Regions from separate parts of the Homo sapiens genome. Here region 2 is linked to region 1. A link is a loop called in an ENCODE intact Hi-C map of the cell type or tissue named here. Cell type or tissue: endothelial cell of umbilical vein. All regions are shown on one strand. Links, peaks and the distances in the headings refer to the core of each region. The heading gives the core; the rest is flanking DNA. Region 1 has its middle 29 kb from the start of LINC01038. Region 2 has its middle 110 kb from the start of SPRY2.

Region 1 (2,927 bases), core at 316-2,815:
GTGGAAGAGGGGGAGGACATGAAAGTGGAGACAGGAGAGTCAGGACAGTCCATGTAACTTTTACTGAACTTGATCCCTGCAGTTCAAACCAGTGTTGTTCAAGGGTCAAACTGTTGAAAAATTCTCAGAGTTAGTTCAAGGAGTGTATGAATTTGCTATGGTTGCTGTGACAAAATACCATAGGCTGGGTGGCTTAAACAACAGAAATCTATTTTCTCACAGTTCTGGAGGCTTGAAATCCAAGATCACGGTGTCAGCAGGGTTACATTCTTTTGAAGCCTCTTTTCTTGACTTGTAGATACTTTTTCTGGTATCTTTTTGCAGTGTCCTCACGTGGTCTTTCCTCTTTGTGAGCACACTCATTGTGTCTCTCTGTGTCCGGATTGCTTCTTCTTATAGGAATTGAATTAGGGCACACGCCCGACAACCTCATTTTGACTTAATCACCTCTTTGAAGACCCTGTCTCTAAGGCAGTACCATTCTGAGGTAATAGGGGTTAGGACTTCAACATATGAATTCTTGGTGGGGGGCCATATTTAGTTTATAAGAAGGGGGATAGTTGTATTTCAGAATACTGAAATGGACATCAGCCATATGAAGAAAAGTTATAACTTTTTTCTCTTCTATTATTTGGTGTCCTGAAATATTTTTATAGAGGGAACATGTGGCTGGAGGGACTTGATCTCCAACCATTCATGCAGCATAAGGTTAGCCCAAATACAGAAATGGGTCCAACTGGCGTGGGTAGAGAGAATGCCAAACTCAAATGCCTTATGCTAGAATATTCAGTGTAGGAGGAATCTAGAAACTACTTAGTCTAAGCTCTTCATTTTACAAATGAAAAAACAAAAGTCCAATTATGAAATGACTTGTAGAATATTACAAAATTAGTGAGTGTAACAGGATGAACATTTTTATAACTTGCTATATGCTATTCATTGAGTGTATATATATATACATATTCAATGAATATATATACACACATACATAAATATAATTTTTAAGATGAAATTTTAAGGTAGTCATTTTTATCTTCATTTTACTGAAAAAAGAAATCCCGAGGATGAGATCTAATTCTGAGTTTTTATATGGATTCACTTTTTTTCTTCTTTTTACTTTATTTGACACAAGGAAGAGTTCACAAAATCTCCAGATGGGAGAGAATCTAAAGGAATCCTGACTGTCACATGTGATACATGCTAGTAGGTGCAAAAGACAGTATCTCCTTGTCACTCATTTTCATATCGATTATATAGCCATGAAAATCACAATTAGATGTGACTGAAGACCTAGCTAACTTGCTTCATTTTGTTTCCTTTGGTTGCTTTGTGAGTAGAAAGGCTGATGCTTTAAAGTTCTTGCCCTTTATGAGGTGGTTTAAATAGCATGTCATTGATGAAACAAGTGAAATTTGTCACATCTAATTTCATTTTTTCAGAGAGTTGCATCAAAAGTTTATGGATACCAACTTCATTTTTAATGAGGAAAAAACTTGCTTTGTTGCCTTTGAAACATGCAAACCTTTGTTCATGTCCCCAGCCCTTTCTCTTGAGATTGGGCCTATAGGTGGCAGCAACTGTTAGCTGTTGAGCTTGGGTGACATGTGCCATAAGTTCTCTTGAAATACTTTAAATACTTTAAATATTCTTGGATACTTGAAAATGAAATTTTCTCTAGATAAGAAAGTGAAAGGTCAAACTTGAATCGTGACTGTTGAAGGATTCATACACTACAGTCAACATTATATAGATTAAAAATGGTGTAGGGGCTTGAACATTCTATATTTTAAAAGTTTGCAATGTGATGATGGTAGAGTTCAATCTTTAAGATTTGTGACTGCTGTGGTCAGATTGGTTATCCTTTGCTCTCCATTATTTTGTGTAAAATGGGCTTTTGAACTTAGAGTAATCTAGAATAAATCAGTTCCTCTGAGCTTAACATTCAATAAAAGTTGAGATTTTGATTCATGTACTATCTGTTTTACACAATGAATGTGTCATAGAAATGTTTAGTACAATTTAAGTTTTTGCAAATCAAACAATGCTTACTTGCATAAAGCAGTTTATACTTTAAGGGGAACTTGCAGGGAAAATTCTACTCCAGTTTGAATTATTTCATAGGAACTTTTTTGAGAATTTGGAATTTTGTTAACCTGTTTTCCTAGATGAGGAACACCTGTGTTTAATAATGCCTTCCAACAGTCTGCTAGATTGGGAGAGAACTGAAACAATATGGACTTTAGCAGGCTGTCTATAGGTGACTGCTAAACTCCACTTTGGCATGACTAATCTAATCACACCAATTATCTTCATGGTTTATATTACTTGTGGCTCAGTCCATTGAGGAGACAGTGGATTGCATCAGCCCCATTTCAGTCAACTGGACCCAGCCTTTGTGTTTCCTTATTCTGAAGATTACTTAAAATGCTGCTTCTCTATTCACTAGACTTTTATAAACCTCCTAAAGTACCACATATGATAGAAGACGAGCTGCTTTTAATATTGACCTTTGGCCATTCCTCAAAAACAACTTATTTGATTTAATTTCCTAAGAGAATTTTTATGTGCAGTATTTAGTTGGGCTACTTCTACTGTGTGAAGAAAACGTCATTTCCCTTTATTACATTGACCCAATTTGAAAGAGAAAAAAAAAATGGCATCACATTTGGAACTAAAGTTTTAGCGCATGCCAACAGCAAGACTCACTGAATCAAAACAGATGGCTAAAAAATAGTTTGGAATAGATGTATCTATCCTATAGATGCCTGTTAAAGAATTTTAGAAAAATGAGGTATGGCTTTTTCATGCTATAACCTTGGCAATAATTTATAAATTTTGATTTTTTAAAATATATTTTGATATTGAAATAACATGGCTAAAATTAAAATTGAGTATGAACAACGGAACATCTTTTGTACTGGGATTTA
Region 2 (2,927 bases), core at 167-2,666, 460 kb after region 1:
ATATAAATCTAAGACTATCTTTAAATATAGTGGCTATATTCTTGAATCTAGTATCACAAATAAAGAATATTAGATTTGAATTTTAGAGACTTAGAATAGTATAAGCTATATTTAAGAAGACATTTAAGACAGTTAACAGTATTTATAATTTTGTCTGGAGGAAACATTATTCTTAAGGTATTTATTACCAAATTTACTTAAAATGCCCCCAACATAAAATATTCTAGAAAAACCTAGTCAGGTTTCTGCAGAAAGTATTTAGTTTATACTGTAGCTACTATGACGGTTTGCACATTACATTTATTTAGGATCACATGCTTACTGAGATGTAAATTACTTTCACAATTTTTTTGGTCTTATTTATTTTTGCCTCTCCCAGCTTCCATCACTGAATGAAATCGAGGCATCAAACATTGGTTTCATGTATTTTTTTTGTAGCAACAACTGTAGAAATTGTGTATGATGAAAAGGTCTTAACTACTGCTTAAAGAGAAAAAGAAATTGTGTGGTTTATTTTTAAAGGGTGCACTCACACACTCACAAAGTAGTGGGGTTGAAAGGAGAGAAAAAAGAGTAAAAGTTCATTGGAACCCAATGATTTATTGGGAAAGGCTCAGCGAGCTCACATAAAAACCAAAGGGGGGAAGTGGTCGGACATTGGGTCAAATCTCCATTCACATGTTGTGTAATAAAAGGCTGACTGTAGCCTTTCAGCCTTGCTTCTAGTCATAGACAATGGCAATTGCAGAGCAAGACTAATAACAGGATTTAGCATAAATCCACCACAGGAAGTGAACAGTTGTACTGGCAAATAATTAGCCAGGAAACATTTTATAGCAGCATCAGGATGCGTCCGTGAGCTTTCAAACTCTCAATGCATTTGTGATCATGAAAACATAATTAGTTCTCAGCGATTGTAATTTTTGTGTGTGTTTGTTGTAAGATGGTTCCTTTCCCCTCCTTTCTTTTCACAAACAGGCCTTATTTTTCCTATCCTAATTTAGCAGCCCCAGTGAGGGTTTTGAAGTCTCAAGGGAGGGGTTTAGAATGTTCTCTTTTTTCTCCTGCTGATGCTTTTTTATTGCAAGGTGGATGGTGTTTATTTTGCACAGCTAACAAGTGAGTTCAAAGCAATACGTTGCTCTTGAACTTTTGCCAGATTCCCAAAGCTGAAAGCTCCCCTGCGTGGTAGAACCGACCTGTACTATCAAAGCCTGACTAATTTGCAAAGGAATGTCAAAATGACTGGTGCACTGCATTTTCCACCACCCGCTTCATTTGACACTTAAAGGAAAGCTAAGTGGGAGTGTAAAAGGAAGGAAATTCATTCAAGGAAGCGTACCTTATAATGTGTGAATTAATTTCAGAAGAGAATGAGAGCTCATTGCCGAGTACTTGCATTTTCATCTTCTGTGCTCTTTGTTGTAGTTACTGTTTTTGTAAGGGTTGCTAATAAACATTATGCTTCTGTTCTCACATCATCCATATTAGGAGGAAATGCTGTCATTAGACTTGGCTTTGAAATCCTTTGTGTCAAAGTGTCTACATGAAGCTGCTTCATCTGATTTAGTCACACCAGTCAAAGAGCGGCCTCATGAAGACAAACACTTGGTCCAGGGCGATATTTTTTTCGCCTTTCAACACTCTAAAAAATCATTTCCTCAGAACCAAGAGAATTACATATATGAACAAATATAAATTGTTTTTAGAGGAGACAAGACTGATAAATAAAGTCCTACACTTCACATTTAAAAGCATAATTCAGGGATGATATTTGAAAATGGAATTCAGCTCACCTAAAAATTACGCTGAAACAAAGGTCACAGAGAATCAGATCAAATAGGAGACTTTGATTTAATTTAGTCTAATTCTAATCTCTGTGTTCCAATTGCATTTTATAACCTCGAATTTTATTTAAAACTTATATTGAAAATATGACATTGACATATTCACCCAAATAAGTTCATCTGCAAATCATTTCTTTAAGCATTGACCCTAAAATTTCATTACTATTTCTGATTGTTTTCCCGGGGAGTTTGCTGTGATTTATATAAATTGCCATTGTCATCAGCCAGGTGAACAGAAACCTTACCTTCAAAATTGTTTTCCTTGCTTGAGTTTTGACCATGAATTTCTTAATGTTCCCTTCTACCTAAAACTGAACTCCATATCTCAGCATGGTTTTGACCACTAAATGTGTACCTTATCTCTGTTACCAAAATCTGAGGTAATCTGGCAATGCGTCAGTTACTTGGAAGTGAGCTACTAAGGTACAGTCATGTAGTAGTTGTCTAAAAAGTGAGTGAACGTCAAACTGAAGGCCATGCTGCTAAAGGATGAAGGCCAGAGTCACATGGATCCAGGTTTGCATTACAGCTTTAGCACTTACCAGTTCTATGGCCACTGCTAATTAATTACCTTTCAAAGGCTTAGCTTCCTCATGTGTAAAATGAGGCTAATTTTACCACCTAACCTGTGGTTTATTGTCCTCCGTACTGTGAATGTCAAACAATAAACACTTAATAAATGTTATCTATTACAAAATCAAAGCAGTTTGGAAATAATATGCTGCAAGAATCAGGAATTCCTTCAAGTGGGCTTAAAATATAGGAAATATGGCCAAGCGCGGTGGCTCTCGCCTGTAATCCTAGCACTTTGGGAGGGTGAGTCCGGTGGATCACCTGAGGTCAGGAGTTCGAGACCAGCCTGGCCAACATAGTGAAACCCCGTCTCTATGAAAATACAAAATTCGCCACATGTGGTGGCATGCTCCTGTAACCCCAGCTATTTGGGAGGCTGAGGCAGGAGAATCACTTGAACCAGGGAGGCAGAGGTTGCAGTGAGCTGAGATCACGCCATTGCACTCCAGCCTGGGCAACAGGAGCGAAACTCTGTCTAAAAAAAAAATAAAATTATATACATATATA

Evidence for each region. Peaks named below come from ENCODE experiments on the same cell type or tissue, not always from the same donor. Only the 100,000 strongest peaks of a DNase experiment are listed, where the experiment ranks them.
Region 2: it touches region 1 in a loop (3-fold over the local background); 5 of 110 quality-filtered maps call a loop at or near these places.

What each region holds. Positions count from the first base shown.
Region 1 is chr13:79,774,409-79,777,335 of GRCh38, forward strand. No RefSeq gene overlaps it. Among named protein-coding and RNA genes, the nearest start is that of LINC01038, 29 kb to the right of the region's middle. In endothelial cell of umbilical vein, for the core only: a CTCF peak has its summit at 1,538 (motif pointing right); a DNase peak (open chromatin) is centred at 1,583.
Region 2 is chr13:80,234,600-80,237,526 of GRCh38, forward strand. No RefSeq gene overlaps it. Among named protein-coding and RNA genes, the nearest start is that of SPRY2, 110 kb to the right of the region's middle. In endothelial cell of umbilical vein, for the core only: no CTCF peak of the experiment used is centred there; DNase peaks (open chromatin) are centred at 822 and 1,382; H3K27ac peaks cover 2,041 bases.